2 separate regions of the Homo sapiens genome follow, and region 2 is linked to region 1. The links are chromatin loops, found by intact Hi-C in ENCODE. Cell type or tissue: endothelial cell of umbilical vein. All regions are shown on one strand.

Region 1 (8,000 bases):
GAGCAGGGTTTCTGGATATTTTGATGTATATCTGTGTATTTTGACAACTATTCAAAAATTAATATTTAATCTTATTCAGTATTGATGATGAAAACAATTCAAGTTAATTTAGGACCCTCAGATAAATGCTTTTTTTTGGTGTTATTTACTCTTATGATAGTGTAGGATAAAGAGAAGGGATGTTATCATGAACTTGGGATTCACCTGAACTCAAATGAATAAATATTTATTCCCGACCAAGTTCTTAGCAGCACTAATTTTTATTTCCCTATCTGTAAAATATGGGTAGTTATTCTTTCTACATCACAATGTTATTTTGAGCAGCAAATGGGATAATACATTTGAAACAGTGCATAGCATATTGTAAGTACTCAATAAGGTTTTATTTATTCTTTGCCTTTTTTTTTTTTTTTTTTTGAGACAAGTTCTCTCTGTCATGCAGTGGCATGATTGTGGCTCCCTGCAGCCTCAATCTCCTGGGCTCAAGCGATCCTCCCACCTTAGCTTCCCAAGCAGTTGGGACCACAGAGGTGTACCACCATGTCCAGCTATTTTTTTTATTATTTTTTTATTTTTTTGTAGAAATAGGGTTTCACCATGTTGTCCAGGCTGGTCCTGGACTCCTGAGTGCAAGTGATCGGCCTGCTTTGACCTCCCAAAGTGCTGGGATTACAGGTGTGAGCTACCGCACCAGGCCCTTTTTCTTGAATGCACAAAGGATGGCCTCATTTCTAGACTTTTCTTCCAACTATTAATAATTATAGAATGTCTTTTGCTCATCCAGCTCTTCTCTGTCTTTCAAGGCCTAAGTCCAGGTCTTTCCTCCTTGTGCTGTCAAAGCCTACAGTGATTTTTCTGTTCTTTGAAATGTTATGACTTACATTGCCTGTAGGTATTTACTAAAGGTTTTATGTACAGGGACTATTTTCCCAACTGGCATAGAAGTTCATCAAAAGTAAGGATTGTATGTTCTATCTCCTTGTGTTCCAAGAGTTGAGTGTAATAACTGCTGCATAGCAAGTACTCAATAATTGCTGATGTTATTTTTAACCAAACTACCAAATAATATGACAACCATACTATTCATTCAACTACTGAATAACACTTACAGCAGAGAAAAAATTTCTTGAGCACCAGCTTTTGGACAGGCATGCTTTTTGCACAGGGTGTGGTTGAAGATAAATTCTCTGGATTTAGACTTTTGGAAGTTCATAGTTAACAGCAGTGATTTTTAAATCTGAACCTTGGTTACTTGTAAAAATGAAGATTCCTTGATCTACCCAGACCTTTTGAATTAGAGTCTTTGTGAATAATCTGACCATCTGCACTTAAAACAACAACAACAACATATTTTGGTGGTGATTCTAATGCACATTTAGAGTTTAAGAACCACTGGGCTGGTAACCTTCCTGTTGCATTATCAGCTGCTGCCAGACATGACGCTTGTACATTACATTATTCAGTCATTTGGTCAAAGAGCCCATATTTGCCAAGTGGGTACTTGATTGTTCCTTTTTTTTTTTTTTTTTGCTTCACTTATGGGAGCCCTGAAACCCAAGAGGGAAGCCTGGAGTGTGGGCTCTCCCTTTTCTTTCTCATGATGAGGTCATTGCCAATCATCTGTACGGCAACTTCTTCTTTTCTCTAAGCTTGCTATTAAAGTGGACATAAGGAATGGAATATTAAAATCTTCATAGAATTTTTTTCTTCAAATTCGCGTGGGAGAAAAATAGTACTTGTGTGGTATAATAAAAATTACTGAAATTGAAGGGCATGCATCAAATCTCTTCACTTCTGTGAGCCTTAATTTCTTCATATGCAAAATATAATGTTCAACTAAAATATGACTTCTTTTGCATTTTTTTCATGCTTCTAAGACCATTACATTCAAAATTCACGGCTATACTTCAATTCTGGCATGGATACTTAGGAGCATTTGCATTTCATCCTTGAGTATGGTGTGGACTCTTCAGACCTTCCAGATTGAAGAAGCTTTAGTCTATAGACTGTGCTTAGATGGAAGCCCCCTGGCCCTTTGATATTTTCTATTTTCTTTGAGTATGTGGAGAAGATCTGGGGATTTTGCTTTTCTTGATATACAAAACACTAAGTCTATGTGTGGGGGTAGACCAAATGTCTTCTGATTGTTTTCTGTCAACCTTTCTCATGAAACCCAAATTCTTTTGTATTGTTTCTCTGAGGTACAGGGAGTCAGAGCACTGATATGATAACTTTGTTAGTCTTTGTTTTTTTCTTTAATCCATTCCTTCATTCTGTTGTCATATAGTTTATATAGTATTATGTAGAATAAATTATGAACATGACATGGATATTGTTTTCCGTGTGCATCCAAGAATAATTGCTGATGTTTATTAACTTCTTGCAATGTTCCATGACAGGTCCTGATCACTGACATATATTATTTCATTCAAACTTTACAACTCTCTGATATACAGATTTTTACTATCTCCATTTTACAGATTAAGGAACAAAATCAGCAAGATAAATGCAATTTTCCCAAGGTCACACAGCTAAGTAGTCTTGAGTAGAGGAGATAAGACTTGTATTCACTGGCAGTATAATCAGTCAATAGAGTGTTTTTTAATGTTGGGGTTAACTGTACATTCTGTGGGTTTTGACAAGTGTATATAATGACATGTATTCACCATTACAGAATCATACAGGATGCTTTCACTACCCTAAAAACACCCTGTGCTCTACCTGTTTATTCCTCCCCCATTCCTAACCCCTGGCACCCACTGATCTTTTTAATCTCCATAGTTTTGCTTTTTCCAGAATGTCATATAGTTAGGTCATTCAGTATATACCGTTTTCAGATTGGCTTCTCTTGTATAATAATATGCATTTAATATTCCTCCATGTCTTTTCATAGCTTGATAGTTCATTTCTTTTTAGTGCTGCATAATGTTCCATTGTATGGTTGTATCAGTTTATTTATCCATTCACCTACTGAAGGACGTTTTGGCTGCTTCCAAGTTTTGACAATTATGAACAAAGCTGCTATAAACATCTTTGTGAATGAGTGACTTTAAATACTTGTATGGGAATACAGAGACTGAAACTCAAGGATTTGATTTAGGCCTTGAAGATGGTAAGATTTTAATGGGCAGAGACAGATGGAGGGACATGCTGGAGGCAGTGGTGTGATCTTGGCTCACTGCAACCTCTGTCTCCTGGGTTCAAGCGATTCTTGTGCTTCAGCCTCCCCAGTGGCTAAGATTACAGGTGCATACCACCACGCCTTGCTAATTTTTGTATTTTTTGTAGAGACAGGCTTTTGCCATGTTGGCCAGGCTGGTCTCAAACTCCTGATCTCATGTGATCTGCCTGCCTCGGCCTCCCAAAGTGCTGGGATTACAAGCGTCAGCCACTGCATCTGGCCTACATTTTTAAAATGCTTACCACGTACCATGTGCTGGCAAACTGCTGGATGCTTTAAGTTATCCTATCTAAACTTGGTGTTCATCTTCTGGAAAGTTCCGCTCACAGTATTATGTCTTATTTTCACATGTATAAAGGCTAAAGCGAAGAAATGCTATAACTTTTCCAAATTCAAAGAACCAGAGAAGTCACAGTTTGAACTAAATCTGACTCCAAAGTCTATGCTCTTTGTGCCATCCTACCAGGCTGCCTACCCAAGTGCAAGGAGATCAGAACAAATAGTTGGCTGGATCATTAGACACAGAAAGGATATATGTGGCAATAAAGCTTGACAATGAGGTTGGAGCCAGGCTCTTCAGAGCTTTGACTTGGGCACTGTGGGGGTGTCTCTGGGCACTGGGGTAGTCAGCATGAGGTCATCAGGTATGGAGGATGAGGGGGAAGATGGTTGGAAGGCCAACAAATAAGAAGAAGGACCATCTTTTTCTACTTCACAACATTGCCTAAACTTGATGTTAGTAAGAGACTTCTGAGGATATGCAAACTTCTACCCCTATGTGACCTTCAGGAGAAGGAACAGGATACCTGAGTCTGGAGTTCCAGTAGGTCAGCTTCCTCCAGGTTGATCTACTGGAAGTCTAGACTCCAACACGGAGGAAGTCACATGTGCTTTACTCACTCACTGCCTGTCAGCATCATCGTCCCAGAGAATGTCTGTTTGGTCACTGCCACCCTTACTTCATCAGGGCACCTCAAAAAGTTGGAACATTCCTTAAGTTGCAGGATATTTTTGGAGATCTTTGCAAAGTCAGTCAAAATAATCAAATCACAAGGGCTTTTAGATCAGGGAGTGAAAGTAAATTTGGGAATGAGGAAGCTTTATGTTTTTTTCTCTTTTATTAAATTAAACTTAAAGTCACAACTTCTAAAATCTAAATCATGGAAAGCTAGTGCTGAAAGGAATGCCCCTGATCTTCTAGTGACTTTTAAAGATGAGAAACTGCCATCTAAGGAGATTATGAAACTTGCTTAAGTTGGCACAGTGCCTGCCTGCCTGGCATTAGCACTCTGTCACTGCACGCTGAGGCCTGTGCTGTTTGTGCTACTCCACAGAGGGCTTCTTTCTAACTTTAGCACGTGGCAATTCATGCTGGCACTTAGCCCAGAGAGCAGTGGAAACATTTATTTACCCAGGAAACTATGGTCATTGGGTCATTTGCCTTCTGACAGGTTTTCTTCCAGAGCATTGCCCTTAAGCACGAAGGGCACTAATTAGCTATCACACCACGAAGAGTACAGAGAAGGGGGAGAGCTAAAGACTCCTGCTTCTACCCAAGTCAGTGCCTCTCTCCATGTGCTCAGCACATTGAACTCATATTGTTCCTGCAGCCCAGTCCCTGGCAGGGCTCAGAATGACTCTCCATTCTTCCTATGCTGCCTGTTGGTTTTAGCTGGTAAGGCTTGTGATTATACTTGTAATAGAAGTAGGGAATTCCTCGTCTGTGTGGGCAGGTGCCAATGGAATATGCTTGACTGAAGCTACCAGTGTGCCAGGAGAGTGGGAAACAGGAATTCCCCTACCCAGGGCATAAAAACAAATCCGTCTTCACATTTTTGATTAGGACGTCATGCCAAAATAAGCTTGTGGGAAGAGCCGTTGTTCTTGGCAGGCATAATAGGCTTTTATTTTTTTGAGATGGAGTCTCCCTATGTCCCTCAGGATGGAGCGTAGTGGGGCGATCTTGGCCCCCTCCCAGGTTTCAGTGATTCTCCTGCCTCAACCTCCCAAGAAGCTGGGATTACAGGCATGTGCCACCATGCCTGGATAATTTTTTTTTTTTTTTTTTAAGCAGAGATGGGGTTTCACCATGTTGGCCAGGCTGATCTCGAACTCCTGACCTCAGCTGATCTGCCTGCCTCAGCCTCCCAAAGTGCTGGGATTACAGGCATGAGCCACCGTGCCCAGCAGACATTTTTTTCTACTTTCTTTTTTAGTAGATAAGACAAACAAATGGCACAAAACTTTTTAAAAAATTAGACCATGAAAAGTAGAGGTCAATCCTACTCCTGACCTCAGGCTTCCAATTTTTTTCTCCAGGGACAACATTTGCAACTAGTGTCTTGTGTATTCTTTCAGATACATTAATGTATTGTATATTCTTTCAATGCCCACACAGGTGTTATTATTATTATTTAACACAAATGGCAATATATTTTATGTATAATTCTGCACCCCCCCCAACTTTTTTTTACTTAAGAGATCTCGGAGTTGGTTCCATATTGAGCTTATTTGTTCTTTTAACCACAAAAGTACTGTAAAAGTTTTATCTATCAGGTTTCCTGTCTTCACTGTTTTACTTCTCTTTTAGCAATTGAATACTGACTTAATTCAAGTTAGGTTTTTAAAGCTGTTGAAGAGAAAGATCCAATGTTTAAAAAAGCTACACCAAATATATTGAGCTCTGTAGGATTGGGACAGTTTTTATTGCCTTTGTCCCCTGAAAATAGGATGCTTTTACTCCTGCGTTAAAGTGAAAGACCAGACATGCAGGAAGCTTCCAGAACTCCCTCCCAGTGCATTCTGGGAGTCTGTGGCCATGATGGATTGATTGAACCAGCATTCTCCATGAGGGAATCTCTATGACTGAATAGGTTTCTTAACAATATGACTATAGTGCTACGTTATCCAAAATGGGAAATTGGGGCACAGTGAGACAAAACAGTATACCAAAGAAGAGTTTGGCAGAAATGCGGACAGATCTCAGACGCTTGCATGAAGGAGCACAATAGTCCTAATTTATCTTAAGAGATATTATGGAAAAGCAAGGGGGAAGGTGGAAGTCTAGGTCCAATCTTCATAGAAAAAGTCAGGGCCGGGCATGGCGACTCATGCCTGTAATCCCAGCACTTTGGGAGGCTGGGTGAGAGGATTGCTTGAGGTCAAGAGTTTGAGACCAGCCTGGGCAATATGGCAGAACCCCATCTCTACCCCCTCAAAAACCCCAAAAAACAAAAATTAATCAGGTGTGGTGGTGCGTGCCTATAGTCCCAGCTACTCAGGAGGCTGAGGTGGGGGAATCACTGAGCCCAGGGAGGCGGAGGCTGCAGGGAGCCGTGATTGTGTCACTGCACTCCAGCCTGGGTGTCAGAGTGAGACCCTGACTCAAAACAACAACAACAACAACAACAAAAAAGTCAAGTCTTCTGTTGTTTTTGTTTTCTCTACAGGCTACTGCATTTCTGCTTCACTGTTCCATTAAATATGACTTGCGAATTTCATTTGTTCATGTTTTTTTCCTAAGAATATGTCTTTCTTCCTCCCTCAGGTATCACATCGGTATCCTCGAATTCAAAGTATCAAAGTACAATTTACCGGTAAGTATTGTCAAAAGTTTAATTGATTCATATTTTTGAAAGAATCTTCTCTTCAGTCTCTTAATTTCCTCTAGAACACAAGATCTCTTCTTTTCCTAAGGGAAGGAATTAAATTCCAATTAAATCCCAGAATTGTTGTAGCCTGCATATTATTTTCATTAGGGATACAGATGTATAAAGAGAAAAGGGGATTAATTATTCATCAAATATGTGCTTGTCTCTGTACTAATCACTTTATGTTCCTCATTTAATCCTCCAAGGAACCTTCTGGGTAGAAATTATTTCCATTTCTTAGTTAGGGAAACTAAGGCTTTACTTCTTACAAGTCTGTCTGACTATAAGACACATTATTGCCTGCTAATTGTATTCTGGGGCAAGAGTTTACCTTAATGAAAGTTGGGGGAAGCCCTTGATAGAATAAAAACTTCGACTCCAGAGAGAGGATTGTTTGGGTCCATGATTAGTGCTAGCACAACCCCTAGTGGTTTCCACACGAATATTCATTTTTTAGTTAAGTTCTCCTGAGCCTGAGGGAAGGGAAGTATTTCTTGTCCTCCATAAGTGGTCCTCTTTTTCAGTTCAAAAGTATGTCCCTCTGGACTGGTACAAAGCAAGAATTACTGAATTGTGGCTAGCGGTGGGGACCTATTCTTTTGCCTAACAAAGGAACATGGGCCAGAACAGGGTGTGTCCAAGATGTGGTTACTTGGCTATTCAGGATGATTTTAATGCTAATAAGGAAATAAAAGAAGTTCAGGCTTTTTGGCTTGCACTTGGGATGGCCCTGCACAAAACAACCAAGTCTATCACTGCCTCCTACTCCACTTCCTCCTTTTCTTTCTCCTGTGGCAGTGACTCTTCCCAAAGTACCTTCCGGGAAAAACTAGCAACAGGAGGTAGAGAAGAGAAGCAAGTATATGCCCTTGAGCTCTTCCACCTGCAGCTTTGAGAGCCCACCCTGAATCCACAGATACGGTGTGCACAGCTGCATTATTAAACTTAAGTGACCGCTAACAAAGGCCACTAGTAACTGCTGTGGATAGGTCCAATGCCTGGGGCATGTGGAAAATTTGCATTTCATGGTCAGATGACAGAAAGGCAAGAGTTGAAAACAATTGCTTTAAGTCAAGCTTCAGAGTATGGGTAGTGTGCAGGGCTAAGGCATGGGGCACCACTGCCACCCTTTGCCCATAGTTCATCCACTGAGCAAGAAAGGAGGCACT
Region 2 (8,000 bases), 240 kb after region 1:
AGAAGCAGTGTGTGTTTACGATATCCTGAGTTTTACATTAGCTTTATGAAACTCAGTAGCAAGGATGAACTTGTTTAAAATAAAAATCTAGACCTTCACACCTCCTCTTTGTATATTTTCCCACTTTGTTTTCACATGGAAACATCTGGAAATAAATACTACTGCATTTATGGCCTACAGCAAAAAAGGCTTATCCATGGCCTAAAATGGATTTAACTAAGGTTCCTCACATATAAATTCAGGTCAATACCTCTGAATGCCACGTGAGGAAGGTGAAAACTCACTGTTTTATTTGTACGATTTTATTATGTAACCAGGCTAGTGCTTTAATGAAATGTTTTATTTGAATTGATTCGTCTTCAATAGAAATTAATTAGCTTGAAATTAATTTGACCAAAGGAATCTTCTATTCAGAAGCCAACTCCTCTTTAAATGGCTCTCTCATTCTAGATTTGTGAATCTGTAGCAAACCTTTGCTCAACATTTTAGCACAAACTAGGCATTTTATTAAAAGTGTTTGTTGGCTGGGCGTGGTGGCTCATACCTGTAATCCCAACACTTTGGGAGGCTGAGGCAGGTGGATCACTTGAGGTCAGGAGTTCGAGACCAGCCTGGCTAACATGGTGAAACCCTGTCTCTACTAAAAATACAAAAAAAAATTAGCTGGGCATGGTGGAGCACGTCTGCAATCCCAGCTACTTGGGAGGCTGAGGCAGGATAATTGCTTGAGCCTAAGAGGCAGAGGTTGCAGTGAGCTGAGATCTGAGATCTTGCCACTGTACTCCAGCCTGGGTGACACAGAGAGACTCCGTCTCAAAAAAAAAAAAAAGTGTTTGTTTACTGACATTATGCAGCATGTGGAGAGGAATGAATTTGCCCCCTCACCCCACCCCCTCCCCCAAATTTCCACGAAACTACTTGAGGTCAAGAACCAGTTTCCATAATGTTTTAGTTCCCACTCTGCTTCCTTCTCTTTTATCCAACTGGTTCTCAATAGCAGAACTGAAGAGAGGTTTATCCAGTAATAGTAACAAATTTAGCCTTTTTACTAATGAGCTGTTTTTTCCATAAGTGTAATTTGTTTTACTTTCCCATATCATAAAGTTGTGCTGATATTTATAGAAGTTCTTAATTTGGTGGAAGGGGGAACAGACTGAATCAATGTGTTACACTTACTAAGTTGATTATAATCCATTTTATTTGAATTGGTCATAAAATAGTGTCATTTACCCTCTTAAATATCTTAACAATGAATCTAGAAAACCTCAGATTCTGAGGAAATATTAACAAATAAAATACATGAGATTGATTTCAGCTCAGCTTGTCAAAACAAAGCCCAACTTGTCAAAAGAGCTATACTTCCATTCTTTACCACAAAAAGAATCTGAAACCCCTGGTTCTTTTTCCATGCTGAAAAAAACTACATGCAAACAAAACTATTGATATATGGAGCACCTGTATAGTAAATAATACAAGTGGTGGGCCACCACATTATTTATTTTGATGGTACATATTCAGTCAACTTTAATGTAATGCAAAGTGTTCATGCATCTGCTGTCACGCCTACTTAGCCAACTCTGGATTAAGGCTCTAGGTTACCTTTATTCCTGCACCAGGGGAGATAAGCACCCAATCCTGGAAATTGGAGCCACTAGGGTTAATAGTACTAGTGGGAGATTTAATACCAAACACTGACTATTTGTTCTTGATTTGATTTTTTTTTTCTTTTTGAGACAAGATCTCACTCTCTCACCCAGACTGAAGTGCAGTGGTGCAATCATATTTCACTGCAACCTTGATCTCCTTGGCTGCAGCAATCCTCCTGCCTCAGCCTCCCAGGTAGCTAGGACTACAGGTGTGAGCCACCATGCCTGGTCTAATCTGATATTCTCAAACACTATCTCAAAGCTCCATCTCTGTTCAGCCCATTGTAGAAGATGCTTTTGCTACTTATTTCTCTGAGAAATTTAAGGTTAATTAGGCATGAAATATCTGAACTTCCTGTCTCTCTACCCACATAATTACCTACATTTATATTCTCCCTTTCTTTTCTTTATTTGTGGAGCAAAATGAATTGTCCTTTCTCTGGTTCAAGGCAAACACACTGCTCTGCACTTTGGATGTCAGCTCCTCCTGTCCCCAGCAGGACTCAGCTCCAGCAATCATCATCCCTCTGTTTTCTCTGTTTTCAATCTGCCCTTTCCATTGATCATCTTATAACCATGCTCATAAGCAACTTCTCCCCTCTATTTGCCTCATGATTTATTTTCTTCTAAGACACTTCTTTTACCTTCCATTAAAATCTCAACTTGCTGTAATCTGGCTTCTACCCCAAAAAATCCCCTGAAGCAGTTCTTGTTAAGTGCATCGGTCTTAGCAGAACTTTGATACGTTTGACAGTTCATTGCTATTCCCTTAAAATGCTCTGCCCCTGCATTTTTATAGTAAAAGATTCTGTCTAAAAGTTGGTGTCTCCTGAGGACCTATCCTCGTGATATTTTTCTCATTCTACATTGCTCCCTGGATGATCTGATCTACTTCCATTGTTTTAACTGCTTCCTAGAGGCTGGTGTAGCTGATGTAGTTGTTTTGTTTTCCTTCTTAAAGTGTAGTCACTTTTTGTGCTAGCAGTGTTAAAAGGTCACCTTGTGTCCCTTCTTGGTTATGCAGATATGTAGCAGGCAGTTTCCTGCCCTAAGGAAAGGTGTCATGCAAGTTTTCACTAATTTATTGGAATTATCCCAGCCTCCTGAGATACAGAGCTCCATACAGAGCTCTGGGCAGAACATAAAACAACTTGCCTAAGGACCCCTGAGGATCCTTCCATGTAGGTAAGTGTAAATAACCCCAATCCCAGAATGGATGCTCACATAGGCCTCGTGGGGAAGCAAAGTGATAAGTTTCCTAAAGAACCGCCATGAATAGAAACAGAGATTTAGTGGGCTAGCCCTGGGGCTGCCTCAGGAGAGGCAAAGGGGAAAGATGTTTCTCTGTCCTTGAAGTAGCCAATGTGGGGACCCCTGGAGGGTGACCCAAACCATTATCTTTCTCTTACTTCTTAAATCCTGTCAGACACCAAATCTTTCTGATTCTAACTTTCAAATATCTCTTGTCTCTTTCTCCCCTTCCAATTTCATTGTCATTGATTTGAGTCTGTCCCTCATCATCTCTCACCCCGACAGTTGCAATCAATTCTTTACTGGTTTCCTACCTAAATGTCTTACCACTAAAAATGCAAACTTGATATATCACCTGTCTGCCTAAGACCACTTGGTGGTTTCCCACTATTCCCAGACTAAAGCCCAAACTCCTTCACATGTGCCAAATGCACTCCATTTTCCAGAGTCTGCCTATCTCTTCTACCTCAATGTTTTCATTTCCTGCCTGCAGGAAAACCAAATTATGTATAGTTGTTCTTAATCCCATGGTGTTTTTTGCTTTCTGTCTTATTCCATTGGCCTGCTATAAGAAAATACCATAGAGTGGGTAGCTTATAAACAACAGAAGTTTATTTCTCACAGTTCTGCAGGCTCAGAAATCCAAACTCACGGCACCAACAAATTCAGTGTCTGGTGAGGGCCCGTTTCCTGGTTCACAGTTGGCACCTTCTAGCTGTATCCTCACATAGTGAAAGAGGCAAGGAAGCTCTCTGGGGCATCTTTTATAAGGCACTAATCCCATTTATGAGGATACAACCTTCATGACCTAATCACCTCTCAACATCCAACACCTAATACCATCATCCTGGGCATTAGGAATTCAGCATATGACTTTTGAAGGAACAAACATTCAGACCATGGCATTTTCATCTCTTTGTCCACACTGTTCATGAATCTAGAATACTCTTCACCTTTTATCTTGCTCTTAATCATTTTTCAAGACCCCGCTTGGGCATCATCAATTCGCTGTCTCCTAACCCATTTTCTGTATAACTGTTGTGCTTTTTCCTCTTAGTTATCCTTGTTGCCAACCTCCCTCCCCACCCCATCAGACTATTCAGCTATTCAAGAATTCTCAATGTCATTGCTTAGAAGCCCATCCTGACAGTTATCCAGCCAGTTAGTGCAAAACAAGTGGTAATAACACATTGTTGAGAAGATTGGGAAATGACACATACAAAAATATCTTCGCCATCTGGAGGATTACAGTAGGCCTCAGCTTTATTTTCCTCCTGACATTATTCATGTCGCTTTTATTTACCTCTCTCTGACAAGACATATACCACTGATAATAACTTATTTCCTGTAGATTCTCCAGATGATATTAAAAGGAATGTGACTAATTATGTACTTATGAGGTGTTTCACTCTCTTCCTACTTTGTGTAATTCCCACTCCTTGAAGTAATTAGCAAATGTTTCATAGGACCACGCAGTACAGTCATTAAGGGTGCAAGTTTTGAAATTAGACCAACAGACTTGACTTTAAATACTCACTCTACCACATGTTGTGTAACTTTGGAATTTTAATCTCTCTAAGACTTAATTCGCCATCTCTAAAATGGAAATAATATTAATGTCTACCACATAAAGGTTAGCTTTATGATGTTCTTTGGGGAATGATGAAAATTAGGACCGGCAGGGAGACCTGCAGGAGAAGAGAAAATTCGGAAGAGAGAACTCATGTCCGCATGTTAGCTTGGAGTTAACATAATGATTCCTTCACTGAAGTGAAGCAGGAACACCTTTGGGTAACAGCTGCATGGACAGAGACTCTTCCACTCCGTCAGGTGGGAGGCAGTGGAAATGATTCATGCTACCTGCAGGAGAGTGAAGCTGGTGGAATGAGAAACTGTGTAGGAAGCTCTCTAAGTTGTAGCGTAACTTTCTGTTCCTCCACCTTGGTTCAGGAGCAACCCTAAGGTTGTGACAACAGTGGGTTATCTGTGGGAACTTTGGAAAGGGCTTGAGAATTCTTACAAGGCTGGCCCACTTGACAATCAAGCCTATGTCTATGGACAGTGCTTATCCTTTCAGTGTGGATAGACCAATGGCAGATGCTGGTCAGCTGATCAGGACCAAAGGGTGAGCCGGACACAGAGTGGGCCCTACACACAAGTGCAAAACCAAAGGAATGTGTTTCTGTGGAACTCCCTGCCTCCCAAGCCTATGTCCTCCTAAGGGCCTTGAGCTCTTCATTTCTAAGACTCTCCTCTACAAATGAGGCAGGCTCTAGACAGCTCTAAGGAGAATGGGGAGTATGTCTGTTAATGACTCAGCAGCTGAGGGACTAAGTTCGAATCTTAGTATTTGATCAAATCTAACATAGAAAAGTGCACCTTTTCTATCATGGGCTTTCCAAAAGCAAATGTTTCAATCCCAACCATGAGGAGCTGCAATTCTCTTAGCCAAACGAATTTTCATTATAGAAATAGTGCTGTAGGCTTCCTCAGAGATGTCCCCATTTTTGGGTAGCATCTCTGTGTCAATTTGCCAGCTCACAATGTTCTCTTCTGCACAGTGCTACCCAGACTACCATGAGTTCAACATCTGTTCCTGAGGATGAGGGTCAGAAGGGGAGTTTAGGATGTTCCTTTAGTAAATGGGAGACTTATGCCCCTATAGTCCCAATTATTAATATGATGAATCTTACATTTTATCTGCTTTAGGTCAACTTTATAATTTCCACTAAATTGGAAGACTGTCATCTAAAATGGTCTCTTCTTACTTATTCACTGGTTAGTCAAACACGTGATGTAACTAACTGCTCCTCCAATTCCTTGAAAGTAAGAAAGGGGACATGAAGTCATCTCAAGGCATTTCTTAAGAAAATAGGGCAGGTCCTGGGGTTGGCTTCTGTCTTTTGCAACACTGGACCGTTAGGAGTACATGTATGTACAATACCCATGTATCCCCTGCTGGGGTTCACCAGGGTAGATTCAAATATTTTTGTTAAATAAATAAAATACAGATAAGGGTGAAATCTTCCGTGCACCTCTCTCCAGTTGTAGTCACGATCATGAGATAGGGTTTTATCATTTCTGTGAAATTTTTTCTACATAGCAACAATAATAACATTCATAGTAATAATAACTAACACATGTAGTGCTTATGGTGTGCCCAGCACTATTCTAAGCACTTTCTATGTATTCACTTGTATAATTGTACTACCCTACAAGGTAAGTTTTATTGTCATTCCCATTTTATTAATGAGGAAACCAAAGCTCAGAGTTGCCCAAGGTCACATGATAAGTAGGAGAGTCAAAATCTGTAAAAATATATAGAGTGATTTTAAAGTAACATTAATGGTATCATAATTTGCTTTGTAAGTTACTGTTTGTGATATTTGTCCAAGTTAATAAATACAGCTCTCATTCATTCATTTAGATTGTCACACAAAATTACATCATATGGCTTTTCCACATTATACTTATCTATTCTTCTGTTCATGGACCTCTAGATAGTTTGTAATGTTTAATATGATAAACAATGTTGTCAAGTAACATTCTTGTATATATGTTCTTTTTGCAGGTATGCAACAATTTCTCTAGTGTAATATACCTAGAATTGAAATTGATTAGTCATAGAACATTTTGACAAATTGTGTCAATTTATACTTCTACCAGTAATATATGGAAGTTATTCTTTGCTTCAAACTTTTACAAATACCTAATATTGTTAGGCTTTTAGATTCTGCACCCACCCACACAAAATCTGATAGAAGTAAGATAATATCTTGTTGTGGTTTAGATTTGTGTTTTCCTGATTTCTGGTAAAATTGAGCATCTTACCTTTACTAGCCATTGAGACATTCTCTGTGCTTTGATTTTGCCTCTTCCGTTTTTTGCCAATTTTTCCTTTGAGTAATTTTTCTTTTTTGTATTGGTTTCTGGGAGTCCTTTATATATTTTGAATAGTAATCTTTAGTCTCCACATGCTTATCTTTAGTTTATTTATACTGTGTGACATTATCCAGTGGATAATGTTTATTAAGTGGGGTGTTCATATATCATAAATCTTTTCACTGACACTTGCTTGGAATCCATGGGCTTAATCTCATTATGTTCTTTATTCCTGTTTAGGACTTACCAACACAAACACCAGATTCCTAGATCCATATCTCCTGTAGTTCAATTCTCAATAGTTTCCACATATCATCTAATTTACCTTTTTCTCCTGCCCTTTCCCAATTCTCAAAACCCTTCCATTGTGCCCTATGCAATGTATGGTCATGAAGAACAAAATTCCTTATATTCTTAAATTCTTTTCTGAATACTCCTTTCATCTTCTTGCTCTAAGAGGAAAGTAGTTCACCCTGAGGACACAGCTTGCCCTGCAGCCCACTCAAGTGGGGCTATTTTATTCCGTGAAGTTTTCTACCACCAGGTATGAAGGTGGAGTATCCTCATGTCGCCTCAGTGCTACTTTCAGATCATTATTTCTCCTCTTCTAAAATCCTTCCCTCTCTCTCACCACATCTCTGTATCTCTTGTGTGGTAATTCAAAAATATGTTCCCCAAAGCCTTTGATATTTCTTTCATTGAGAGGTGGGGGCTGTGTCCCTTCCCTTGAATCTGACTTCTGGGACTGAATTCAGTGATGTGATGCTGTAGCTGTTTCTAGATCTAGGCGTCATGAAACCATCTGCTTCTACATTTTATCTCTTGAGATTCTGACTTTTGAACCCAGCTAAATTATTTGTGTCAATTACGCAACATGTAGATCAGCCTAAGTGGAAAGAAACAAAGATGTCCAGCCTACAGCCCAGCTGAGCTCCCAGCCAACAGCCAGCATCAACTTGCCAGCCATGTGAGACATTAAAAGAAAAACCTGTTTTTCTTTTGCACACACATTTCACTTCTGACCTCAGATATGTGTGGGTTTTCCCCTACATATTAGGCAATTCTCTAATTCTCTGTGAATGCCTACTGACTGTCCTATAATTTAAGTCAGTTCTGACATTAACTACCCAGAATTAGTGCAGATCTCACAAGGTAAGGACTCAGCCCCATAAGACTGCCCCTACTTTACATATCAATTGCAAGTCCCATGTTGTCACCTGT

Evidence for each region. Peaks named below come from ENCODE experiments on the same cell type or tissue, not always from the same donor. Only the 100,000 strongest peaks of a DNase experiment are listed, where the experiment ranks them.
Region 2: a loop joins it to region 1, with 6 times the contacts of the local background. A loop is called at or near these places in 4 of 110 quality-filtered maps.

The regions. Positions count from the first base shown.
Region 1 is chr1:173,187,298-173,195,297 of GRCh38, reverse strand. TNFSF4 (TNF superfamily member 4) reads left to right here. Exons shown (of 3, transcript NM_003326.5): 2 at 6,729-6,777. Among named protein-coding and RNA genes, the nearest start is that of TNFSF4, 16 kb to the left of the region's middle. In endothelial cell of umbilical vein, no CTCF peak of the experiment used is centred here; DNase peaks (open chromatin) are centred at 1,397, 4,057, 4,607 and 4,907; H3K27ac peaks cover 5,766 bases.
Region 2 is chr1:172,951,705-172,959,704 of GRCh38, reverse strand. No RefSeq gene overlaps it. Among named protein-coding and RNA genes, the nearest start is that of TNFSF18, 95 kb to the left of the region's middle. In endothelial cell of umbilical vein, no CTCF peak of the experiment used is centred here; DNase peaks (open chromatin) are centred at 2,634 and 4,124; H3K27ac peaks cover 3,747 bases.